Linked DNA regions of Mus musculus: regions 1, 2, 3 and 5 are each linked to region 4. Evidence: chromatin loops called from intact Hi-C (ENCODE). Cell type or tissue: heart. All regions are shown on one strand. Region 1 overlaps Foxo3 (forkhead box O3). Region 2 overlaps Gm40630 (a long non-coding RNA gene). Region 3 has its middle 11 kb from the start of Gm40630. Region 4 holds the start of Foxo3 (forkhead box O3). Region 5 overlaps Foxo3 (forkhead box O3).

What was found. Hi-C counts contacts between places; a loop is a spot of excess contacts. Peaks named below come from ENCODE experiments on the same cell type or tissue, not always from the same donor. Only the 100,000 strongest peaks of a DNase experiment are listed, where the experiment ranks them.
Region 1: a loop joins it to region 4, with 4 times the contacts of the local background. A loop is called at or near these places in 9 of 42 quality-filtered maps.
Region 2: a loop joins it to region 4, with 4 times the contacts of the local background. A loop is called at or near these places in 7 of 42 quality-filtered maps.
Region 3: a loop joins it to region 4, with 4 times the contacts of the local background. A loop is called at or near these places in 5 of 42 quality-filtered maps.
Region 5: it touches region 4 in a loop (2.5-fold over the local background); 7 of 42 quality-filtered maps call a loop at or near these places.

What each region holds. Positions count from the first base shown.
Region 1 is chr10:42,202,646-42,207,645 of GRCm38, reverse strand. The region is part of intron 2 of Foxo3 (forkhead box O3); the gene reads left to right. Among named protein-coding and RNA genes, the nearest start is that of Gm38485, 70 kb to the left of the region's middle. In heart, no CTCF peak of the experiment used is centred here; DNase peaks (open chromatin) are centred at 2,355 and 4,168; H3K27ac peaks cover 1,467 bases.
Region 2 is chr10:42,068,158-42,073,157 of GRCm38, reverse strand. It overlaps Gm40630 (a long non-coding RNA gene), which reads left to right. Exons shown (of 5, transcript XR_871601.1): 3 at 499-4,637. Gm51798 (a long non-coding RNA gene) reads right to left here. Exons shown (of 3, transcript XR_003948997.1): 2 at 2,297-2,440. Among named protein-coding and RNA genes, the nearest start is that of Gm40630, 11 kb to the left of the region's middle. In heart, a CTCF peak has its summit at 2,346 (motif pointing left); no DNase peak of the experiment used is centred here; H3K4me3 peaks cover 311 bases; H3K27ac peaks cover 1,392 bases.
Region 3 is chr10:42,090,582-42,095,581 of GRCm38, reverse strand. No RefSeq gene overlaps it. Among named protein-coding and RNA genes, the nearest start is that of Gm40630, 11 kb to the right of the region's middle. In heart, no CTCF peak of the experiment used is centred here; DNase peaks (open chromatin) are centred at 2,201 and 2,891; H3K27ac peaks cover 2,576 bases.
Region 4 is chr10:42,273,746-42,278,745 of GRCm38, reverse strand. It overlaps Foxo3 (forkhead box O3), which reads left to right and starts at 2,051. Exons shown (of 4, transcript NM_001376967.1): 1 at 2,051-2,220; 2 at 3,201-3,930. The coding sequence starts at 3,313. Gm38485 (a long non-coding RNA gene) reads left to right here and starts at 3,937. Exons shown (of 2, transcript XR_380269.1): 1 at 3,937-4,848. In heart, CTCF peaks have their summits at 1,092 and 2,784; DNase peaks (open chromatin) are centred at 575, 995, 1,995, 4,665 and 3 weaker places; H3K4me3 peaks cover 5,000 bases; H3K27ac peaks cover 5,000 bases.
Region 5 is chr10:42,186,026-42,191,025 of GRCm38, reverse strand. It overlaps Foxo3 (forkhead box O3), which reads left to right. Exons shown (of 4, transcript NM_001376967.1): 4 at 4,731-5,000. Among named protein-coding and RNA genes, the nearest start is that of Gm38485, 86 kb to the left of the region's middle. In heart, no CTCF peak of the experiment used is centred here; DNase peaks (open chromatin) are centred at 393, 1,775 and 2,815; H3K27ac peaks cover 1,435 bases.

The DNA of each region.
Region 1 (5,000 bases), 71 kb after region 4:
ATACTCCAGGGCTCCCCAAAAGCACATCACTTCTGAAATAACAAGATATCGGAGAACAGGTTTTTTGAGTTGTGCCATCCAGTTGAGCTGAAGACAGTTGTGTCTGTGTGGAGCTCAAGCCGGCAGAGTTCACAGGAAGGGAGCGAGTGTTAGCCGGAGCAGGAATCTGGCTTCCTGGATTTGAGCTGTGGGCTGTCATGTCAGGTTGAACCCACTACCCAGCACCCCCACGCCCATCCCTTCAGTGGTTTCTGCTGCTTTGATGCCAGAAGAGGAGCAGCCACGTTTGCAACACTAATGCAGTTTCTCCTGGAGGTTCTGATTGAGCTTAAGCAGAGCACCCTGCCTGTTCTCACTTGCAGGCAGAAGACATCATATTTTAAGATTCACGTAATTTTGAAGCAGGCTAATCTTTCTCTCTGGCTTAATAATAGGCTAATTAGATGTTTTAAATAGTATAAAGTGAGGTCCCTGTTTCAGATTAAGCCTCGTCCTAGCAGTCCAGGGTACTTGGAGACATTTGCCCGATGTGTCTGGCATGAGGATCTGTGGTACCATACCAGCTCTTCGAGGACCTGATTTTAGACCTCCCACGGACAGCCAGGTAATACTGCTTGGACTCAGTCAGTGGCTAGTTTCCCTCGGCACAGAAGCTACCATATACGGGAAGTGTTTGTAGCTCAAGCCCTTTGGTCCCTGTTGGTGCAGCCTCTCTCCTCAGTGGGTTTGGTAATTGGGAAAACACATGGTAGAAGAACTTTGGAGTTAGCCAACAGGCTGGATTCGCAGCACCAAGGCTCACCGGACACACTCTTAAACTTTCTTCTCTCTCAGCTTCCTGCTTGTGGGGAAAAGAAAATAAGATGAGATGTGTCAGGGACTCCTGGCAGGCAGTGAGCACATGTTCTTCCTTCAGATTGCAGTAAAATACACACTGCTGTGAGTTTCCCTTCGTGTGCACTTGCTTGGCGCCAAGGTTTGTTACTTGTGATTTCGAGTGAGTCTCTAAGTAGTGAAGGCCCCATAGCCTTGCAAGATGAACTAAAAGGAAGCTCTATCTCAGCTAGATCTCAGCTGCATCTACCAGGCCTTGCACCACCGACTGGCTGGTCTATGCCCTGTCAATTTGTTGGTCTCCCCATCCCTCTACTAGAACCTTCCGTCTGCGTCAGCATGTGCTATCTCCTAATACCCTGGATGAGACCGAGAACTCGCAAGCAACCTCAGTGCCATTCCAGACTTACCCAGTGGGCGCTTACTGCACAGCACAGCACTCGTGAGGCCCTCACCTCCCTCTCACAGCTCACTCACCTTAAAAGTGCAGCTCAGACCAGTCCTGTGGCTTCTGCACCCTTCCCACAGAGCCAGTGATTAGATGACAGCATTCTGAGTACTCACTGTAAACCAGGTTCCATACAGGGTTGGTGGGTGGGTGGATGGATGGATAGAATGGATGGATAAGATGGATGGATGGATGGATAGGATGGATAGGTGGGTGGCTGGAGGGAGGGAGGGAGGGTTGGGTAGGTGAGTAGATAGATGGGTAAGATAGATGGATTGTGTCTTTGTCTTGTATATCCTGTACTCTCTTCCTTCAGTATACCACTGTGCTGATATTGTTTCTGGGTGACATCACCTTTATGCCTCAAGGCCAGGAGATGGTATGTTCACCTCAGCCCTGTTACCACTTACTAACTGACTGAATCCAAGTCCGGCCTTACAGTCTCATCCCCGTTTTCTTGCACTGTAAATATGGCTGCCGTTTCCCAGTGCCGTATTCCCCTGCATTGTACCAAGTGTCTAATGTCACTAAAGTGACTCTAAACCTTCTGCTGTGTCCCTGAGTTCTAGATGTGAGTTTCTAATGTCCATTTTTCATCCATTTCTATACATAGTATGTTTCCAAACTGGAAAAAGATGTAGCTTTTTTTTAAAATCTCAGGTAAAGTTTGGGTTGATAAAAATTATGTTGTTAAACACTGCAAAAATAAATTTCAAGACTGTTTTGGGATCCCTTGGCTTTGAACTCTCTAATACATCGATTTTATCTGGCTAGATAACCATGGTTTTAAAGGGAATTTCAGCAGCATGTATTTATCAAGTCTCTCATGAGAGAGGGAAACAATTTGAAAACCTCAGGGAAGAATACATTGAAGAGCAGAGTTGGCTAAAAGCTGTGGTCTAACCTGCTCTGTGGAGGAGACATGTGAACTGGGTACCTGTGGCTGTTTCCTTGGTCTGGGGCCCGGACTGTGGAGTGGGAAGTGTGAGGCCTTGGGGAGCAGGGGAGGAAGAGGGCTGGGCGGCAAGCCGTGGGTGTGGGCAGAGGTGCGAGGCTGCCAGGGATCTGTGTGTGCCGCAAGTGCAAGCTTGGCTGGAAGGAATGGAATGTTCCCTCTTGCCCTCCAAGAGCAGAAGCAGCTGTGGGACAGCTCGGTGAAAAACCAATGTATATTATCACTCTTGTATTAAAATAAAGTCCACGCTAGAAAGCCCACAGCACGGCGTGCGGCAGCATGCTGGCTGCCTCCACACTAAGGAGACTTTGCCTCCCTGCGAGGATTGTCTCCTCGGCCGCTTCTCCGGCCAGCTCTACCTAAGACAGGCGAGGGGGAGAGCAATCCTGGCTCCGCTCATCGGAGCACTGCTCTAATCCTGCTATCACTGGCTGTCTGCATGACAACGTAGAACATGCTTCCAGAGGACATCTGTGGGTAGAGAATTACTGTCAGCAAATTTAGCGGGAAGTCTTGTTTCTAGCTGGAAATACAATCCCTCTGCCAAGTTCTCAACAACATTTATTTTAGAACATCGTTGTTTTTTAAGGCCCTTTAATGGTTTAAACTTTTAAGACTGTAGACAAGGGTAAGGCTAGAAAGAGACTAACTTGTCTTCCACGTCAGAGTTGATTGCACAGTCCTTCTGATGAAGGGTTATTTACATTTTTATCCAGCTGAAAGGTTTATTTTTTGGCCACTATAGATAGTCCATATGAAAAAAATGTTTTTCAATTTCCAGGCCAGGGTTAGGCTCTGACACTCGTCTTTGTTTTCATTCATCATGGTGGTTAGTCCAGAGGAGATAGAGTCTGGAGATGAATGCAGGTGAGGGCAGAGCCAGCTAAAGGGGACAGTGACAGGGTGAGTCTAAGTCTTGGACTCCAGTGATGTCACTGGGCTGCTACCAGACCTGAGGCACTGGGAATCCGTGAGTGGGATGCTCTAGGGGGAGGGGACTTCAGTGGGTTTCATCATGACTACTCATTAGCATAACTGGGGGGACTTCAGAATACCCAGGCCCCAACTGGGCCATGGTGGTACCCTGGAGGCAGAGGCAGGTATCTCTGAGTTCAAGGCCAGCCTGATCTACACAGTGAGTTCCAGGACAGCCAGGGGTACACAGAGAAACCCTGTCTTGAAAAAACAAAAAAATTTAAAAAGTAAAATACCTAGGCCTCAGCACAGGTATTGAATCAGACCTCTGGGAAGGGACATGGGGGAGGAAAGTCTACCCTGGGAGTCTCAAACAGGCAGCCAGACTGCAGAATTACTAACGAGTAGAAACCTGGAGTCTCGACTGAAACCTTTGACAGGCCCTGTCCGCCCAGCCAGCGTTTCCTGTAGCTGCCTCTGTATGTGGCATGTCAGCCTCTGCGGCCTCAGAGCTGTCCACGCAGCCATTGCCACCCGTAGGTCACCAGGAGCAAATAGTAGAATCCAGGCATCGAACAGCTTCGTTCTAAATAGCCAGTGCCCTCGCATCAAACGCTGAGGCAAACTTAAAACATGGGTTCTGCATGAGAGGCGGATGAAGACTGCTGGAGACGAGCCATCTGCAGTGTCTCCCGAGTCTAGTGGGCAGTGACGGGCTCATATGTTGACAGCCATTACACATTTGGTCTCTCTCTCTCTAGACAGCCCAGAAAATAAAAAAGAGGGGGAGGGGGAGGGGGAGGAGGAATTAGAATTGTCTTTGCAAAAAAACAAAAACAAAAACAAAAAAAAAAAAAAACAGGGCTTTTAAGAGTTAAATTGCACAACCTTTTTATTTTTAAAGTGGGTAGATTTCTCCTTGCTGTTGCTGGGAAAGATAAATTGGAACCACATGTTGCTTCCAGACAAACCCTCTCTGTGTTCCAGGGAAAGCATGCGCAGCTGGTGTCTGGGTTAGCAGAGTTTCCACAAGGTAAACATGGCTTGGAAGGAGCTGAGGTAGATGCAGGAGCTGAGGCAGATGCAGTGAGCAGCCGCTAACAAGTGTCTAGTTTCTGGCACTGCACCCTAAAAAACTTTTACAAGTTTGTGATCCTTTCTTGGAAGGCACCGCCCTCTCACCTTTTGACTCAAAAGCACACGATGCTCAGAAAACAGTAAGCTAGGGTCCGAGATGTCTGACTATGAGATCTGCTGTTGAGACTTGTGCTTGGCACTCGGCTAGGGAGCATTGCGTGCCGCACATCATAGCCTCCTCGCAGGGATCCCAGACATAGAGCGCGTTTGCTCCTGCCTTCTCCAGAGGGGCAGTTGAGGTCCCCATCACAGCACTGGGCCTGTCTCCTCCATGGCTACCTTCCCTGGCTTGCTGTCCTACCCACCCACTCTGTAAATGAGTGGTGAGATTCTCTGCAGCTCTAGGCAGCTTCTTGCCGACTCCAGTCCTGTTTTGAATCCACCTGTCTTCATCATGATTTGGCATAGTTAAGGGTCATGGACACCTTAGCCTCTGCAGTGAATGCATTTTGCAACAGAGAATTGTTCATTACATGAAGAAAATAATTATCCAATCGTAACCAGTGCAGTCACCTTTATGTTAATGTCCTCTGGGTGGGTCGGGCAAAGGTGACCCACACGGTGCAGTCAGCATGCCTGGAACATCAATCCCAGCAGGTTGCCTCCTCCACACACCTATTGCATGTCTCCTGGAAGGTTGGCCACGAATTGTGGCCACAGTCACATTTGCCAGCGTGGTTACTAATTAACCACATCACTGAAGAGGCGTAA
Region 2 (5,000 bases), 210 kb after region 4:
CCTAGTGTCTCTGAAGCTGGTGAATACGGTGTCCAGTGACTTCCCTCTAATCCGTTCATTTCATCTGCTGGCCTTGGCACTCACTCCCTTACCGCACACGCATCTCCCAACTCCAGCAAAGCAGAACATTCTTTGTCCCTTTCTTTATCAGCAAAGCCTTTTCTAATCAAGTGACTGGCTTCTCCTTCCGAAGAAGTGAGCAGGTGGTGCCTCCCGAGTGCATGGGGCGGGGCCTGGATTAAGCTAACATGGTTTGAATTCCAGTCTTTCCCTTAGTGATTGGAGGCGTCTGGGGTGGTTTAGATGAACAGTGGAGGACCCTTGTGGAGAGTTTAAGGACCTAGTGGAGGCTGGGATGTTCTGACCGTTTAGACAACCTACCAAGGCTTTGTTCTACATGCTCTTAAGCAGTTCCTCCTCCTCCTCCTCCTCCTCCTCCTCCTCCTCCTCCTTCTCCTCCTCCCCTCCTCCCCCTTCTCCTTCTCCTTCTTCTGGTAGGGGAAAAAATATCTGAATTCCTGGAGATTTGCTTTCGAGGGAGAAAACCTGAAGAGCCAGCATGTTCCTTCACCTCATGTTACATCTGGGATGAAGCGTGAGTCGTAGTCTTAGAGGGCTTGGCACAGACAACAGTTCAGTTGAACCCTGGTATTCTCCTGTTTTTAATGACCTTGCCTTCCAGCCACAGTACCTTGCCACCAGCTTTTAGGTGTTTGTGCCTTGAGAAGAATTCCTCTGACATACATTAGCAGGGCTACTGCAATGTGGACCTTGGTGATCTCAGAAATGACCTTGCACGTAGGCAGGGCTGAAAGTAAGACAATCTCAGCTCTCTTGTAGGTGACTTTCCTGGAGCCACATAGTAGGATCATTGGCCTACCTCACTGGCCTCAAACCACCACGTGGGACAGACTGACAGACTGCACTGTCTGGTCAGGACGACTGTCTTCCTGAGGGACAGATCAGTTTTAGGCTCTCAAAAGCACAACACACCCAGTGAGACCAAAGTGGACAAACAGACCAGGAAGTAAGAGAGTCCCCAAGAACCCCATCCATGTCTGAGGACCATTTTAGGAGACAGCTGCTTGAAACCGGTTCTCACCAGAATTCCTTAGGCTGGGGGAGGGGGGAGGGGCGGGGAGAGGGGGGGGTGGGGTGGAGCCCCGGAGGATTTGCTTTCCTTTGGTCTCTGTCTTCCTCTTCCTCACTCCTTCAGGGTTCTTTCTTTGGAGGGAAATACATTTGCAGCAGGCTGGTCACTGGCTACCCGTGATTCCAGGATGCTTTCTGAGATATCTGCACAGTGCGCATCTGCTTTGTCCCAGAGCCTGGGTGATACTCTGAGGCTGGGGAATCGGACCTAAGATCTAACTGAGGCCTTACTTGTGGACCAAAAAAGCACATTAAAACAGACCAGGGCATCTTTCCCTCTGCCAGCATCCTTTCTGGGTGCCGGTAGGATTCTGAAAGCGTTCTGCTTTCTAACTCAGATGGAAGACCTGAGATCCGCCCAGCACTGGTTCCTTTTATGCTGAGTCAGTTTTTATAAACACTGAGGAAGCATTGTGTGGGCATCTCAGGCATTTTGATGCTAATGATTTAATCTCCCTTTGGCTCCACTAACAGCTGGGGCCAGACATACCATGCTGGTGGCTTAGAGACCCACTGGCAGGTTTGCCCCAAAGGGCCAGGAGGTTGGCACCCCCCCTCCCTTCCCAGTGCCAGCCTTTAGGCTGGAGGAAATGCAGAGGCTGGTTGCCTTTTCTTTATCTCAGTTTCCTTTGGCCATCCCATCAAGAACGGCAGCAGCAGGAGGAGGGTTCATTCATGTGTACCCATGAATATGTTGCAGTCTTCACCTCTGCTGGGTCTCTCTGAATCTTGTTGAGGAGGTCTGTGGGGGCGGGTGAGGGCAGGGCCTTATTTAGGAGAGGGAGGCCCACTGCAAACTCTGTGGGGATGTGTTGGCAAGGAAGGGAGGGGAGACCAGACAGGGACAAAGGCTTACACCAACATGAACGACTTTTTGCAAACAGGTTGATTCTCAGCAGCTTTATCTACCTCATTTTGCTTATCATGAGCAACTGTCTGCTACTTATCCATTCTGCAAGAGGATCCTAGGGCAGCTTGTGGGGAGCAGGTGCCACCCCAGCTTCTGGCTCTGAACTGTTCCAGGTCACGTTTCTTTCTTCAGTTCTACTTAGTGTCTGTGTGCCCCGCCCCCACCCATGAGCAGACCACCGAGGAGAGGAAACGGTTAACATTAGGAGACACTAAAGATACAAGTGTCACCTACAGTCCTGAGGGCTGTGATCCAGGAACCAGGATGAAGGGAGACTGCCACCTACGGGCCAGGTTCCAGGGATGTCCACGTGTGGATTCTAAGGGACGCAGAAGGCCTTCCAGGAATGGTTTGCTAGTTGCTCTTTCTGCCAACACACTAAAAACAAAACAAAACCAAAAAAAAAAAAAAGTGATTCATACAAAGAGGCATTTTCTTCCTGATTTGCAAAAGAAGTTTTCCCACAGGCATGCCATTTTTTAAAGCTAAGAGCTGTCTACACCTCTGAACTCATCATCCAAATTCAATAGAATGAGGTGGGTGCTCCCAAGCTTCTGGCCTGGGGTACAGCTCGGTGGGTAGGGCACTTGTCTGGATCCTCAAAACCTTGAATTGAATCCCTAGGACTGAAAACACAAACAGCCAATTGCACATAATGGAGCAGCTGTCCACTGCTGTCGGCTGTGAGGGTCCGCGGAGGACCCTGATCCAGCACAGCGCCTGGACTGTGTGGCTGCTTGTAGGAATGAGTCCCTGTGATGAATCAAAGACAAACAGCATCTTGCGGCACCATCCCAAAAAAGTAGCAGGAGAAATAAGGATCAGACAACTACCGACTCCACGACAGTAGAGTAGTAGGGTGTGAGGGCCTTGGAGAATGGGCATGGGAAAAAGAAGGGTTGTCTCTCAACGTAGAGAAGAGCTTTACATACAGTAGAGCCCTTGAACTCGGAGCTAGACTGTTGGATGAGGTTAGCTCTGCTCCCAAAGTGAGAAAGAAAAGTCACAGAATGTGAGCGTGGGCTACTGTGTTACGGCGGTCCCAGTGTGGATTATACCACTGCCCTTTGTTATCTAAGAGCAGTGTGTTTGTGGGCATCACACCCCACCATTCCACAGTCTGCCGTTATGTAATCAGATCTGACTCCACACTATCTACTCAACACTGAATGGTTAAACAGCCTGCTCTTGTTGCAGAGAAGGGAGGAATCCAGGTGTTTGGATGAGGGAGTGGTTCTAGTGTTTCTTCGTGGTTTTGAGTGTGTATGATGTGGGTACCTGAAGTCGTGTGTAAATGTGCATATTATGTGCGATGGGAAAATTAAGGGAAGATCATGGTTCTCTTCTACCAAGCCAAAAGATTTAGAGGCTGTGGCCAGCATGGCAGCTCATAGAGCAGGCCAGACTCATCCCTACAGCCATCCCTGCATCCCAGGGTCGTCCCAGAGCCATCCCAGAGCCCCACTCATTGAGAGTCATCACCAATTGCTTAGGAAAGAGAAACTAACAGGTAACACCAGAAACTTCTGGAAACCATTCAGCATTCTTTGTACAAATTTTGTGGCCAGTTCTCATGTTGGCCTCATTTGGTCTCAAGTGTGTCTGGGTGCAGCTCCGTGGTAAGTGCTTACTGAGCATGCCCAAGGCCCTTGGTTCAACTCCCACCTGCAATAAATAAAGACATAAGTCAGACGCTGTGGAGTGTAAGTTCCAGGGCCTCTCCAGACAGTGCGGTATTAGCACAGCTGGATTGAAGGGCCTTTTCCTTTTCATGGATGTGCCTAGCAACCAGGAAGATTGAACGTCTGTACTGTGTACTGATAAGCAATCCGTACTCTTGTTTCATGAACTTTAAATTTCATATAAATCATGTGTTACTTTGCTTCATTTTTAGCTAGTTATGCCCGTTGGATTTACCCATCCCAGAGCCATCCAGCTGACCTGGCTCACTCACTGTGATGAACGCAGTGTTGAACTGCTTCTGTAACCACACTGTTCTCGCTCCTTTTTACTCCTGTGGGTCAGGCGACTTGCTTTCACGGTTAGCTATTTCAGAATACTGAAAAGGACATTCTTCCAGTCCCCATGTCTCTGGACACACGGAAGTGGAATTGTTGGTCAGCTGTTAGCTTCCAAATGTGTCCCTGTGTTTCTCTCCATTCTAATCACCTGCTGGTACTGTCTCACTTCTGGGGGGCATGAAACAGCTTCTGATTGTTTTAATTTGCATCTCTCTGACTTTTAATTTAATAGCACACATTTTCATGTGACCACAGACCATTAAATGTCCTCTTCTGCTACCTGCTTGGTTGCAGTCAGCTGCGGTTTCAGTGTGAAATGTCTCCCACAGCTCTTATTTGAATGTTTGGTCCTCAGATGGTGGCATTTCAGGGAGGATGTGGCGGAGGTGGGGCCAAACTGGAGGAAATGGGTCACCACTGGTAAGTCTAGTAGGTTAGAGCCTGGCCTGCTTCCTGCAGGCTTTCTGCTTCCTGACAGCCAGGCTTTCTGCATGAAGGTGAAGGCACTCCTGAACCAGGAGCACAAATCATTCCTTCTCCTAAGTCCTGGACAGGTATGTGGTCACAGTGACCAAAAGAATAATTAACACACACACACACACACACACACACACACACACAATTTTATACATTCTTTCTTTTTTGGAGGGTTGTGTTTACTTTTTCTTTATAACTTTTAAGAATAGACTGTATACTTTTTATAGCGATTGCTTGGCAATGTGAGATACAGATGTCTTCACCAAGTCTATGTTTGTCTTTTCACTTTGTCAGTGGTATACTTATCATGAAAAACCATTTCTAGCAGGGCATGACGGTACACTCCTTTAATCCCAGCACTGTGTAGGCAAGGGAGGGTGATTTCTGTGAGCTTGAGGCCAGCCTGATCTACAAAGCAAGTTCCAGGAGAGCCAGGGCTA
Region 3 (5,000 bases), 180 kb after region 4:
CTGCAGCCTTGGTTCTGAACACACAGCTCGAACCCTGTGTCCCCAGCAGACCCTCACACCACACAGTGCCAACAAACGCTGCCTGGAACACCTCCACTCGGATACGAGACCATTGCATGTTAGGAACTGCAATGTTTTCATTGTATGGAAGGTTCTGCTTCTTCAGAAATATACTTGCTTAATTACAGTAAACAAAGACTTTAAATAAATTGCTATCATCATACCTCAGCATGTGAGTATCAAAATATGTCTTTGTATCATATTGTATCAGGCTTTGGATTATAATGTATCAAAAGTTGCTCTTGGAGTTGCTAAGTTAAGATTTATTTGAAAAAATTGTTGAATACACTTTGTTGAATACAATTTGGGGCAGAATTTCTGATAATTCTGCCATTTGGTACTACGTGTTTAAGTCCTCTCTCTCTCTCTCTCTCTCTCTCTCTCTCTCTCTCTCTCTCTCTCTCTCCTTTTGAGACAGGGTTTCCCTGTGTAGCCCCCTGGCTATCTGGAACTTGCTCTCTAAATCAGGCAAGCTAGCCTGGAACTTAAATACCCACCTGCCTCTGCCTCCCAAGTGCTAGGATTAAAGGTTCGTCCCACAGACACACTGAAGAGTGGCGTTTCCTTCCCCGGGCCTGCTTTTCCTATATATTTCTCTTGAACTCCCCTGACCCAGGGTGGCTTTCTCTAATTCCTAAAATTACTTGTGCAAAAGTCATTGGGAAGGCTGGCTTTGAGGTTGCCGACCGCTTTTCCTTTCCGGGGACAGGAATGTAAATGAGGCCACGGGACCACTTCAGTCCTAATGGGGTTTCAGGGCCAAGAATATGACATTTCAATGGTTAATTCTTCGGTAGTCTTATGCTTCACTGGATAGCCGTGCTTGGCGGCGGTGACCAGCAGTTCCTTCGTAGAAATACTCTTCATGTATGCTCTCCTCGCGCTCGGTTCTTTCCTCCGACAGCCGCTGCTGCCGGGCTCAGTCTTTGCTTCTCTTCACCACCATCACTTGCTTCTTTGCCAGCACCAAGCTTGCTGGTGCTTCAGTCATCCCCCTACAGTCACACGTTCCCAGGTTTATCTTTAGCCTGGACCCAAGACTCTTTCATCCCACTGCCCACTGGGCACTTCCCCCTCAGACACTGCATGTTCTGAACCACATTCCTTACTCTTTTAGGCCTGCCTCACCCACAATCTCAGTAAATCTAACTCCTAGTTTCTTATGCTAAAGGACCATTGGCTTAACTTGCCACGTCGTCGTGTCGTCGTACCATGAACAGATTCTTTAGGCTTTACTTTCAAATGTGTGGATCCCCAGCAGGCAGCGCCTCCTGCTTTGAGTGGTGGTGAGCTTCGCTCAGAGACCTTCCTGCTCAAGTGCCTTCCAGCCATGCTCTGTTCTCCGTAGAAGACCTGAGATGAGCTTCACACTCACGGTCACATTATCCACCAGGCCCACAGTTTTCCAAACTCATTCAGAATTGAATGCAAGCCCCTTTCCTCTGTGATTGCCTCTCTCATCTCTTCTGGCCTCTATCCGTCCCTGAGACACTATCCACCTCGCTGTTATGTGCTCTGGTCTGGAATACAGAGGGGCAGAGTGAAGCTTCCTCGGTTTCGATCTCGGCTCACGTGTGCCTACGCCCATGCCTTTAGCACCTTGCACCACTATTTATTATTTATTTTTGCTTACTTGTTTTTTCTTCTAAAAAATATAAGCAAGGCAGGGACTTTAGCTGTTTATTCTGTGTCTCCAGACCCCAGAATGCTCAGTTCCTCCCTGTAAGGTCGGGAAGTATTTTAGATGTTCAACGAACATTTGTAGAAGGAAGGAAAACATGGCTAAGTTGGGCAGCTGGAGCCTCATTGCCCTAGATGAGGAAACCTGTTCTGCCAGCCGAGTTTTGCATGTGTGGTGCATTTCTGGGAGTCCTTTGTCCCTTTTTATTCCCCGACTGAATTTCATCTCAAGGACCTTGTCCTCCAAGCCTGCACATGCTCTCCCTGGGACTGACTTAGTGACCTTTCCATTTCACAAAGTCAGCATGGCCAATGTTTGATGATGTCCTACTTGAAGCTGCGGACAGAGTCTTCTCATGTGGCCCAAGGCACCCTTCTGCATCACAGGGAGAGCTAATGCCCCGTTCAGATCTTACCAGGGCCTGAAGGAATAGATCTACCCTGTACTCCTTTTGCAGAAATGCGGAAGGGGAACCACGGAGCCTTGTGCTGAGGGTTGGTCTGTTGCTATGTATTGTAATACTAACTTTGCAAATCTAAGCCTACGAGTCACTTTTCACGTTTACCAGCTGTTGTTGTGCAAACCTTGTTTCTTAATTTAAAACTATTGGTTAAATAAAAATTGGCCACAGCCAATTCCTGGGAGGATTAGAGGTAGGTGGGTTTTTGAGTTACCTGGTTGAGCATGGGAGAGAGGAGAGAATGAGGAGAAGGAGAGATGAGAAGCTGCCATAAGGGTACACAGGCCATGAGCACATGGCCAGGAGAAACAGCAAGTATTTGGGGACCACCACTAGGGAGGTAGCCAGGCCAGCAGTTAGAAAAGTAGATTAGGGGTGACCCCCAATAATTGTCAAAGCCAAATAAAATAACCACAGTCTGAATCACATTCATTCATAAGCTAGTCAGGCAAAAGTTTAAAAAAGTCATACTATAGCCAGGACAGGCGATGGCAGAGGCCTGCAAGCCTGTCCAGTCCCAGAATCCTCTGGGAGGACTGAGCAAGACTAGCAGGTTGTTCAAGAGGCCCTGCTGGTTGGTGCCCCTGCTTTCTGACCCTGGCAGTAGGGAAGGCTGCTGGAACCAGAAAACATGCAGGCTCGGTTGATGAAAAGCCTGTTTATTCCTAGTACACTGGACACTTTGTTCAGGAAGTGCTCATCCACTTGGAAATGTTGCCCTTGTCACAGTGCCAAGGTCAGTGCCTGCTGAGGCTATCAGCAGTGTGTGTGCCAGCTCTGGCTGGGCATTTTATTAGGTGTACGGCTTCCCTGGGAAGTGACTACAGAACACGGGATAGCTAATTTCTGTTTAATGCTCTCTCCACAAGCGTGCGTGAAGTTCCATTTTTATTGGGACTTTGAGAGGTAAAACATATAAAGAAAGGAGTAAGTAAATAGGTTAGAGCACAATGAACTCTCTAAACAGGAGTTTTGAGTGACACGATTCACTTTATAGTTCTCCACAGACACTCAATTATTATAATATGCTCATCTTTGCAAAGCGTTGGACCGCTCTCAAAAGTGTCTTATATTCCTCCTCTTCACTGAGGCTCAACTCATCCTTGTAAGGCAGGGCTGTGTGGACCCCCTTTTTAGGTGAGAAAATGGACTCTGGAAACTGAAATGGCTTGGATCGAACGACAGACTCAGAATTAAACAATAGACAGTGGAACCGCACGTCAACGCCCCAATCTCTTCCAGGCCAGGTTTGATGCGCCTATCACATTATGGTGGACTGGACATGCTGAGGCTTGTGAGGGGGCATCTCACAGCTGTGGATGTATGTAAAGGGTGGTTGTATCAGCTGTATTAACTGTGCCTTCCAAGTTAGAAGGTCCAGGACCCAGGTGATAAACAGCACCTCCCCCAACCCCCGCCCTTCTCTGGCAACCTTGTGGAGACTCCACGTGCCGAGTGACAATGATAATCCACCTTAGTGTGCTGGCACCCAGGGAGGCCAGCACCCCCTGCAACAGCCCATGACTCTTGGAGGGAACTCTCCATCCTGGGCTGCTGGAGAGAAGCACTCTAGTGTCTGCTCCACTGTATGGGCTCATTGTTGATCGGGGCAAGCAAAGTTTCTGTAGGAGTGGTCTGGTCCTATCTATCCCCTCCCCGATGTGCTGCACATGGCCACGCTTTATCATGCTGTGACAGTGTAGGCTGATTAAGTCTGGGAGTGCTGGAGAGCCAAGGAATGTAACTAATAATGATGAGAGGCAGTTTCTGGAAAACATTGAGACTATTTAGAGCATTTAGATGTAAGCTCTAGGGCAGAACTCTACGTGGGTTAAAGATAACTGTACCAGGGCAGCGTTTGTTCTTGATTCTTATTTACTCTTTTTATGGGTATTTATTTAATGTATATGAGGGTTCTGCTTGCATAAATGCCTGCAGGCCAGAAGAGGATGTCAGATCCCATTATACATGGTTGTGAGCCTTCATGTGGTTGCTGGGAATCAAACTCAGGACCTCTGGAAGAGCAGGCCAGGGCTTTTAACCCTGAGGTTACTTGTTCTTAGGCTCTGAAAAACCAAATCCATGTGTTTTGATTGGAGAAGACTTAGGAGTTTTCATTCACTGAACACTCGATGGTCAGAGAAGGGATCACGTTTGTGGATTCTCCTGACCCGAAGGCAGGTCGGGCCTAGCGTCAGGAGCCCTAGGACTCCTGTGCTTGGTCAGGTGAGTACGGTGTTCTGTGTAAAGGCATGATAAACTCGCTGGCAAGCTGGTAGACAGGGTTTGGGAATCAAGGTGTACACCAGGAGTTCTAGGCCTGTCAAGGAGTGCTCAGTGGGTGGTGGGTGGCACTTTCTATAGAACGGAGCGACCAAGTGATGAGGGAGCCAGCTACAGGAACAGAGGCAGGCAGGTGAGTGGAAGGCAGAGGCAGGAAGGCTCAGGTGTAAACAAAACAAAAACCAGGACCCAGAGGCCATGGGGATTTCATCTCGGCAGATGTGCTAGGACAACATGGCTGGCTGAGGGGGGGGGTATCTGTGCAAAGGAAAACAGATGTAGGAAATCCTACTGCTAGGAGATGGCTCAGTGTGGAGACTGCTTCTACCCAGGCCTGAGTTTGATCTCCAGCACCCACATGGTGGAAGGAGAGACCCAGTCCCCACAATTTGTCCCTTGACTTCCACATGTGTCTGTACTTATACACACACACACATACACACACATGCACACACACATGCACGCACACACGCGTGCACACACACACATGCACTCATTCACACACATGCACTTACA
Region 4 (5,000 bases):
ATGGAAATATATTTATTCGTAAATGGGCCGAGCCATGCAGCCCGAAAACCTGCACCAAAGGACTGGGGATATTTGTAGCAAGGTCACAGACCACGCAGGGTGTTAAGTGTCCACCTTGTGGTCCAGGTGTGTGCACCGGTGTGTATCTAAAGCAGTTGCTTTGTTCTGGTGAAGGCAGGAGCCCCAAGAGCACGCAAAGGAGGCAGCGTTTCTCGGTCTGCGCCCTTGGTCTCTGCAGCTGCTTGGGCAGCGCGAGAATCTCGCCGTCCAGATGCGTGGTCCGGACTTCTGGGCTATGCGGGAAGCGGGTTACGGGCCAGCCTGGCTTCCTTGCAAACAGCGCCCGGGGAGGCCGCGGCAGCGCGGGCCTCGCCGCGTCCCTCCGCCGACGCGGGCGGCCCCACGCGCCAGCCGTTCAGCCAGCCCCACATTCCATCTCAAAAATAACACACACGTGTGCTGGTAAACAAGCGCGCCAGCCGCCGGGGCTGCGCGTCCCGGGCGAGCCCGTGCAACGCGCCCCCTCCTCCCGCACGTGCCGCCGGGCTCCGCCCACGGGCTTTGCGCAACCAGGCTCCGCCCCTCCCGTCTCGCCAGGGCCCTGGGGTCCTAGAGCCCGCCGTGCTAGCAAGCTGGCCTCGCCGAGGTTCTCAAAGTTTCTCGCCCTGATAGAGCGTGCGGCTCAGATCCGCTCCCTACCTCCTTTCCCTCCTCCCTGCACAGTCCTCCTCTAGTCCTCCCGCTGTCTGCGCGGCGAAGGCTGCCACTCAGCGCGCCTTCGCTCTCCCTCCCCTCTGTCCTTGCAATTTTACTCGATTGTTTATTATTTGCTGGGGGCGGGGGCGAAGAGGAGCGAGAGGCGTCTGGAGCCCAGAGACTGGCGGCGGCGGCCAGTCAGCGCTCGGCGTGGCTTGACGAGGAAGCCGCGCAGCGAATGGCGATGCGGCGCAGGGCTCCGGGGTCACGCGCGTGTAGAGACAATGACATCATCTGTTTGTACGCGTCGAACTAGCTTGGTGCAGGGGCGGGGGCCTCACGTCACTTGAGTGACGGATCACGCGTAAAGCCTGGAGGCCGGAGTTCCGGGGTGGGCGGCCTCTGCAGGCTCTTTTAGGCTGGCTCTTTTGGGGTATTGGGTTGTTGCGGAGCCCAGACTTTAGCTGCAGAGACCGAGAGGGTTTTGTTTGGAAAGATACGTATGAACCAGAATGCATGGTAGACTTTTGGTATGCATGTCGCGTGTGGCGCAGAAAAGCACACAGTACGGCCGGGAGGCACGGATCGTGGGATAAGGGATTGTGAAGGTGCGATCTGAAGTCTATAGACTTAGAAAAGTCAAGCACGTAATCAGCTGCTTTAGCATAAGAAAACTGTTGCCCGCTTCCAGTTAGCTATCTTCTGCTCCTGCGTTCAGGACTGGGGCGCACTGCACTTTTCTTCCTGAGTTGCACTTTTCCCACTTAGCCTTAAAATCCGTGAAAAGCGAAGCACGACTGTCGCCGGGTGTCCCAGGTGAGGGTCCAGTGACACACCTTTCGGCGCGATCTTCGCCGGCCAGTGTTTCCACGCCCAGGTAACCCTTGTCACCTGCGGCTGCCGGCTTAACCCGGGTGTTCCCTGGTGTCAGGTTCTAATAAGGAACCCGATACTGGGGCGGGCTCCGACCCCACGCACCCACGGGCAGGCCACGGGCCCACGAGCCAAACGCAGGGCCCAAGGCTGAGAGCGCGGGGCGGCGCGCAGTGGTGTGTTGTCTGACCTGGCCTCCCGTCCCGGGCCAGCGTGGCCGCTGAGGTCCCCAGGAGAGCGCGGGACCCCAACCGGGAGGGCTGCGGAGCCGGCCGAGTCCCGACCCGCGCGCGCCCGCCCCCATTCCCGCAGCCCCGCGCAGGCGCGAGGGCGCACACACGCGCACTCCCACACGCACGCACAGCAGCCCTCCCGGCCCCCGCCCCAGCCCTCCCCCTGGGCGGGGACCCGCCCCGCCGTCATCCTAGGTTGAGGCTCCCTGTGAGTGGCTATAACTTTGTGCTGCTGCCGCGGCCGCCCTGCTCGTGGAAGGGAGGAGGAGGAATGTGGAAGGCGGCGGCGCAGCACAGGCTGACAGGCGGTTCCTCCGGCGGGCTGCGGCGGCGGCCCGAGAGTCCCCTCGTCGCGGTGCCCTGGGCTCGCGCGGAATCGTACGCCCTCCCGCCTCGTTCCTGAAGGGAAGGAGCCGAGGTAGGCGCCGGAGCTTTGCAACGGGGCGGCCGCCTTTCCAGTGACTCCGGATCTGTTTCCGAGCTGGGCCAGGCGCTTCCCTTTCCCTCCCCGTGACTCGGTGTGCTCCCCCCCTTCTCTCCCGCTAGTGTCTTTAAAGGACTTGAGGGAAGGGGGAACTGTCAAGATGGCAGCAGCGGGAGCAAGGAGGTGATGAACGGTGCTGGTCCGGGTTTTCATGCAGTCCGAGAGATTTGGCGCTTCCCGACCTGTTGGAAGATTTATGTTCCCACTTGCTTCCTCCTTCCCGTTTCTGACCTGGAAGGGGGCGGAGGGCCCCACGTCCCCAAGAAAATACATCTCAGATCTTCTTAGTCCTGCGGGGTCGGCCCTCTCTCTCTCTCTCTCTTGTTGGAAGTGATCTTGGCAGGTCTGCACCCAGACCCCCACGCTCTCCCTGCTGGTCCGCGGGCGGAGAGGAAAAGACGGGAGTTGCCCGCGCCAGCCCTAGGGGGCCTCTCGCCTGGGAGGGGTGGGGGGGATCGCAGGGCTGGGGAGCGGGAGAAGAGCCCAGGACTCTGCTGACTTGCCCTGCGCCTCCGCGGGAGGCACTTGAGCGAGCCAGAGCCAAACATAAACAAACGCACGCACGCACGCTCGCCCTCCGACCACTGCGGAGCTGTTGGGGTCCGGAGGCCGCCCACACTTAATGGCGCGGCCACCCCTCCCCCGGGACGCCCCTCCCCCCTCCGCCCCGCCATCTAGTCCGGGAGAGACCTGCGGTTCTGGCGACGGCAGCGGGGGAGGGGGCTGCCCCGCGCGGGGCCGTCGATTCGCTCGCGTCTCCCGGGCGGCCAGGCCAGGGGGCGGCGTCTGCTGCGCCAGGTTCGCGGGACGCACGTCCCCAGGTCTATCCGTTCTAGGTGGCGGCCGCGGGCGAGGAGTCTCCGCGGACTAGGCTCCAACACAGGATAACCAACTCTCTCTTCGCGCTTCCCTAGGTAGCTGGAGCTCGAACCTTCGCGGTGCCCCGTTCCTCCCCCGCCGCACCCAGCCTGGGCTCGAGAGGAGAGAGCAAGAGCCCAAGCCGCGGGCGGCGGGCAGGCGGCGAAGATGGCAGAGGCACCAGCCTCCCCGGTCCCGCTCTCTCCGCTCGAAGTGGAGCTGGACCCAGAGTTCGAGCCACAGAGTCGGCCACGCTCCTGTACGTGGCCCCTGCAGAGGCCGGAGCTGCAGGCGAGCCCGGCCAAGCCCTCGGGGGAGACGGCCGCAGACTCCATGATCCCCGAGGAGGACGACGATGAAGACGACGAGGACGGCGGCGGCCGAGCCAGCTCGGCCATGGTGATCGGTGGCGGCGTGAGCAGCACGCTGGGTTCCGGGCTGCTCCTCGAGGATTCGGCCATGCTGCTGGCTCCAGGAGGGCAGGACCTCGGGTCGGGGCCAGCGTCCGCCGCAGGCGCTCTGAGTGGGGGCACGCCGACGCAGCTGCAGCCTCAGCAGCCACTGCCACAGCCGCAGCCGGGGGCGGCTGGGGGCTCTGGGCAACCAAGGAAATGCTCCTCGCGGCGGAATGCCTGGGGGAACCTGTCCTATGCCGACCTGATCACCCGCGCCATCGAGAGCTCCCCGGACAAACGGCTCACTTTGTCCCAGATCTACGAGTGGATGGTGCGCTGTGTGCCCTACTTCAAGGATAAGGGCGACAGCAACAGCTCTGCGGGCTGGAAGGTGCGTGCCTATCAGGGGCTGGTGGTCGGACCTGCCAGGCCTTCGCAGCGCCAAGCGCGTATCGAAGCGGTCGGTTTGCGGCCGTCCAGAGAGGGCTGGCAGAGGAGCTTCGCTGTGAGCCTTTGGGGTGGGGGATTCTTTTCACTCCTATAGGAGGGAAGCCTGGGGATGGCCTCAAAGTGGGAAGGGAGGGTCCTGGGCAAGTTTTGGGCATGCCCAGATGAGTAGGCTGTGGGCAAGGGACACTAAGGAGGAAGGACCAAGACATTTGTATGTGCTGGCTTACCTCGGCTGCGGGGAGGAGGTAGCTCCGCGGCCAACTTTGGAATACAGGAGGTGGAAGTGGGATGCACCGAGGACATTGTGGGTGGAGGGAAGGCGTGTGTGGGGGAGTGTTTGGGACAGCGTTCAAGGCAGTGGCAGGAGCATGATACTAGCAAACTGAGGATCTTTGGGTCCAACTTGTGCTTGTGGGTGTTGACACCAACAGGCAAATCGATCCCATTAGAAAAAGCAATGATTGCAGACTGTTCCCTGGCCGGCTCTCACGCCTTTCCTCACACACCTTTGCTCTTGAGAGACGTCACTTCAGCAAGCCTGCCAGCAGGTAGCCTCTGAAATGCTTTGGGGCTTGAAACAGGTCGGGTTTGTCATCTAAAAGTGTGCTGGCTACACCTGCTGCTCCGCTGGAGGTCTATGCTGCTGTAGGCAGTGGTTGAGGCGGGGTTGTCACGTGTCGGGGACTCCGGTCAGAGCTTTGCCTCTGTGGGAGGGAGGGAGGGAGGAGGGGAGGAAAGGAGGGAGGGGAGGGCTGATAGCAGGGTTGGGCCATAATGGCTTCTATCTATAAAGGAGCCAGAGAGACTCTTCTGTTCCCTTTCAGCCTCTTGGGGCACCCGACACGTGGTAGGGAGAGAGGTGAGGAAAGGCCTATGATGTAATGACTTCCTGCAGTTGGGCATCCAAAGAGATTGACTCCTGGTCCCCTGCCGGGCTCCCCTGCTCTTCAGGGCACCTCCAGGCCCATTCCCCTGAAAGCAGCCACAGCCCCACGTCCCTGGAGCGAAGTT
Region 5 (5,000 bases), 88 kb after region 4:
TCCCCTAGTACTGGGATTAAAGGCATGTGTCACCACACTTGGCAAAAGTGTTTCTTTTAAAAGACCAGAATCCCAACTTGGCATATTATTCTATGAGTCGGAAGCGTCTAAGAGTCAAGAGCATATGCAGTCTACAGTTTTGCCATCCTGTCTGCACGGAGAGGTTCTTGCCGTCCCTCAAGGCAGAGACAGGCAGTCCTCTGCTCTCTTTAGCCTCAGTGATTCCTGCCACAGCTCTCTGTCCTCAGCTGTGAAGTTTGAAGATTGCTGCTTCTCTCAGTTTCCCTGCATTTTGTCAGCTCAGCACAGAGGCTAGCCAACGGGACAGGCAGACAAATCTAGGCGTCAAAGTGTCCTGGAAACCAGAAGCTCTTGAGGTGCTCTGTCTTCTCAGCCAGGCCTGGAAGCTTTCCCTGACACCTGGAAAGCTCCAGCGTGCTGAGGAGTAGAGCACATCACAGTCCAGCCCAACATGTCACCAGTCTCACTGCAAGCTGTGCTTTCTGTCTTTCAGTGTGTAGAGATCGGTGCCTTTCCCATGGTTAACAACACTTATCTGTCTGTGTCCTGGTTCAGCCACCTGAACTCAATAAGCCAACTATCAGAGACAAATAGGTAGCAAAGAGCCCAAAAGGGGTGGATTATTCATTGAGGCCGTGTTGGGAAGGGGGACGAAGGAGCCAGAGACTTCCCCAGGTCTTGAGTTGGGCATGCTGACTGACAGTGGAGCTGGGGTTCAAACTGAAAGTAGGAGGTGCTTTGCTCAGCAGCCCAAGGACTGTCTCATGGCCACGCCTCCCCTGCGAGGTCTCTGACCAGTTGTAAATGTTGCTCTTGGAGATAAGTTCATCTCTGGCTGACCTCAAGGGCATTTCCTCTCCTGCAGGAGATTCCTGGGGAGATTCTAATTTCTTGGGGTCCAATCTCTCAACGGTCAGCCAAAGAGGCAGCACAAACCTCCCTCAGAGCACAGCCATTCCTCCAGACAGGTTGGTTTCACAAGGTCCAGGTTTCCTTCTGGAGAGCTTTGTCACCAAACAAACCTGCCCTCCCCTGCAATTAGAACCTCCTTGCCTGCCTGTCCCTCAAGAGTGCTCACTGCCTGTCACAGCTCCATGGCAGCGTTTGCCAAGATGGAGCTTTATACAGATGGTACCTCCTAAGTCCCCTCTCTGGCCAGCATTGCATGGCCAGTCGTAGGCCCGGGATGGGACGTGCAGAAGCCAAGCCCCAGATATACTGCCTGCCTCCGGGTCTCCCTTGCTTTTTCCGGTGATGCATTGTGTTTACCTTTGGAGTTGAACTCCACAGGAACGTGTCAAAGTGCGGTGTAGCATTTGGGTCTGGCTGCCTCTGTGCTCCAGCAAAAAGCATTAAGTCTAACAACGCACAACTGTTCTCTGAACTCTGAGAGGCCGCCCTGTCCATCAGAGGATCTCTTCCTTGTCTACGCTGAATGCTCTATGCTTGGTCCCCAGCTTGACCATGGGGTTACAGGCTGTCCTGAAACTCTCAGTGTCCAAGCGTGACGATCACAGCGCCTCACTGTACCTTGCAGTTCAGGCAGACAATTAAAATCCCAGCCAAGAGATCGCTGCTAACTAAGCCTCATGGATCTGGGAGCCTAAGAATTCCATCCGTTGCTCCTTCTCAGCTCTCATAGCATATTAGTATCAGGGTCTTCATTTCTTCTCTGCCAAGAAGATAAAAATGCTGCTGACAAACACATGCTTTGCGTCGTGAGGTTATTCGGTTGTGGGAGACCAGCAGTGGGAACCGTTACTGCTCCGAGTCCAAGTTCAAGTGGATTGGGTTGTTCTGTTTGATGTCATTCTGGAGGCCTCTCCCACTCTTAGAACATCCTGTGACTTGGTGGTGATAACTAGGCAGAAAGCAGCCTTCCCCATAGATGCCAGGGTTACCAAGGGACTACCTCTCACCAGGTGACAGCACCCACCGATGTCTTTAGAATATACCTCCTGACTTCTGTGGTCTCCCACTTCATTCCCCTTGACTCAGTAAAGAACTTTTAAAGCTTATCTAGGAGAGAAGAGACTCTTCCTCCTCCCCGTGGAGGTCACCAGGAAGCCTGACAGTGTGTCTGGTTAATTGGTACATTGCTTAGTGACTGCAGAGGCACAGCAGTGAAGCCTGCCAGCCTCGGCTTTCTTTTCATCCTAAAGTCTGGCTGGGGGAGGGGGCTGTTGCTGTTGTTTTTGTTTTTAAGATACAGGAGCATCAACGCATACAGAATCCTCACAGCTACCTAAACCAGTGTGAACGCCCAGAAAACCCATGAAACTTCACACTCATCAGGGCATCACTGAGTCCCCAGCCGTGGCTGGCTCTGTCCCTTTGCTCCCCCACTTTTTCGGTTCCTGAATGAAGGACAGGTGGGAGCCAGCAGTGAGCTGCAGAGGCTGCTCCTTCCGCGGGTCGCCGGAGTCCTCCATGCCCCTTTTCAGGATGGTTGTATTTCTCTTTCGTCTCTGTCTGGTTCCTTTACACTCTTCCTTCTATCACAGCACAGAGAAACTAAACAAAGCATTGACCTTCCCGAGGGTGACGTGAGGGTTTGCTGTGAGATGTGCCCTCTGTAGGAGCTGTTTCTGGCCCTGTTGGCTCAGCCCAGAGGCACGGAGGCAGCTTCCTGCACAGGCCTCCTGGGAGGCCTTGCCTGAGCCCCTGGAGGGAACTCCAGCACATAGTGTCACAGATGGCCCCACCCCATTCTGCAGCAAGGGGAGAACGGTGATGATCAGAGCCTCCTCTTCTTAATGATGACATTCCCAGAAGATGCTGCGGCTTCGCTGAGGGAACGGGGGTGTGGCGGCCTGGGGATTGTTGCTGGTGTGGCTTTGGACTATGGTGGGGCTTCTGACCCAATTTCCAGGCCATGGCCAGCCCTAACTACATGATAACATGTTGCGTAGCTCACTACACCCTGGATGCTTCCCTCCCAGCCTGTAGCAGCCCCAGGATCAAAGTGGGCCATATTCAACCTCTCTTCTTAGGGAATGAAGTGTGTCATCTTCCCATCATGCACTGGTTTTCACAGCAGAATAATTAGCACCAAAGGGAACCAGGGAGGGATCTGAATTAGGTAATACCTTACCAGGTCTCCCCTAGGCACTCACAGAAAGTCAGGATGGGGAATTGGGGAACTTAGTCCCCTGCTGATCAGTGGCATAGTGGTGTTAGACTGTGATTTATTAGCTCTTATTGGGGTGGGGGGACCTAATCCCTTTGAAAGGACTTTATCTTTGAGACCATGTTGGGTCATGCTTTCAGGGACCCGCACAGATGACTTAGAGCAGTCTCATCTCTACCAACGTCCTCAGATACTGGTGTCTGGGGGTTATTTTAGCTTTTTCTCCCTCAAAAGTTATCGGCCAAAATAAAATTGTCTAGCGGCTTTACACAACAGAATACTAACCCCTGCCCCACCCCCAAGGAAAAATTCTCAGACAAACAAGGGGTCTACAGAAAGAGACGGGACTTCTTTTCCCAATTCATAGTTTTTACCAATAAAAACCAAGCTTCCTTCTGCTCTCTAGTGCTGTCACCAAAGTCAGTAAGACAGGATACTCAGTCACAGGAGGAGTCTTAGAGTCCAGGAGGAGGTGGGGGGTGCGCTACACTGTGCAGCCAGAGCCTACAGTTTTCAGTTGCTCAGTCCCTTCGGAAGGCAACCTTATGGTGTTGCTTTGCTTTGTACGCCAGGCCAGCCAGCAAGGTCTCCACAGACAACAGATTTTACGTCCTGGGGTGCGGCCTGATTCCTTTAGCTTCATCTCTGAGTATATATACTTTTCTTCTTTTTTTAAAAAATGTATTTATTTTTATTTTATGTTGTGTTAGGAGTGTTGCATATATGTATGTAAGCAGACCACGTGGGTGGTACCTGTAGGGTATCAGAAGAGGGCATCAGATCCCCTGCAGTGGGAGTTGTAGACAGTAGTGGGCTGCTCACTGGGAAGTGAGCCCAGGTCCTCCTGAAGAGCGCCCAGTGCTCTTGACTGCCGAGCCATCTGTCCAGACCTTCTGGGTGTACTTCTTACTGTTAATTCTCTTAACTCGTCTGAGCTCCCCGAGTGCTCTCGGGAAACCTCCATGATGACTATGGAGGCAGAATCATGCTATTAACAAGATAGTCTGTGAGAAATATGTATTGTATGGTTGTTGGTTTTTTTTTTAATTCAAAACTTTTAATATATATATATATAAAAGTCTAATTGGTAAGATAGCTCACTTGAATCTTCCACAGTGGAAAAGCCAGGATTCCCCATGAAATCTCACTAAGCGTTGGTTGCTGACCAAGATCAGGTCACCCCTGGGCTGATGGGGAGGACACAGAGGGACCAGCTTGTGTGTCTTAAGCAATCTACATTCCAAAACCTAGACTGAACCCTATTCCGTACCTGGCTGACCCTAACTTGGCAAAAACCCACCCAAAATGTTCCTAGTGTGCCTTTCTCAGTTATCTCCCACAGTGCAGAATCACATTTCTTTTGGGCTTTTTAACTTCAGGATGCTATAATAAGAGTTAAAGGTAGTCAGTTCTCTGTGTTATCCTTAGATGTCAAACCTGAAGCACTTAGCACAGTAGCCTTAGTGCACAGACCTGGGCTCTGAGGTCAGACAGGCGGGTGTCTGGCTGACCCCTAGCTTCCTCCTCCCTGTGGCTTTCTGAATGCCCTTAATAACTCTGGATTTCTTTTCTCTTTCAGACCCTCAAACTGACGGAAGACCTACAGAGAAAACCCTTTGCCAAATCTGCTCTCAGCAAGTGGACAGTGATCCGTTTACAGCTTGACACCTTTGAGACTCCCACGCCGCTTCCCTAACCCAGCAGAGACTGTTAGCAGCCCTGGCCCTGGGTGAAGCCCTTACCCGTGGAACAGAACTCTATAACATATGCAAAATCTAACTCATCTGCAAGTGACCTGCCAGCGTGGACAGCACCCATCAGCACCCCCCACTCCTTCAGAGCACACCGG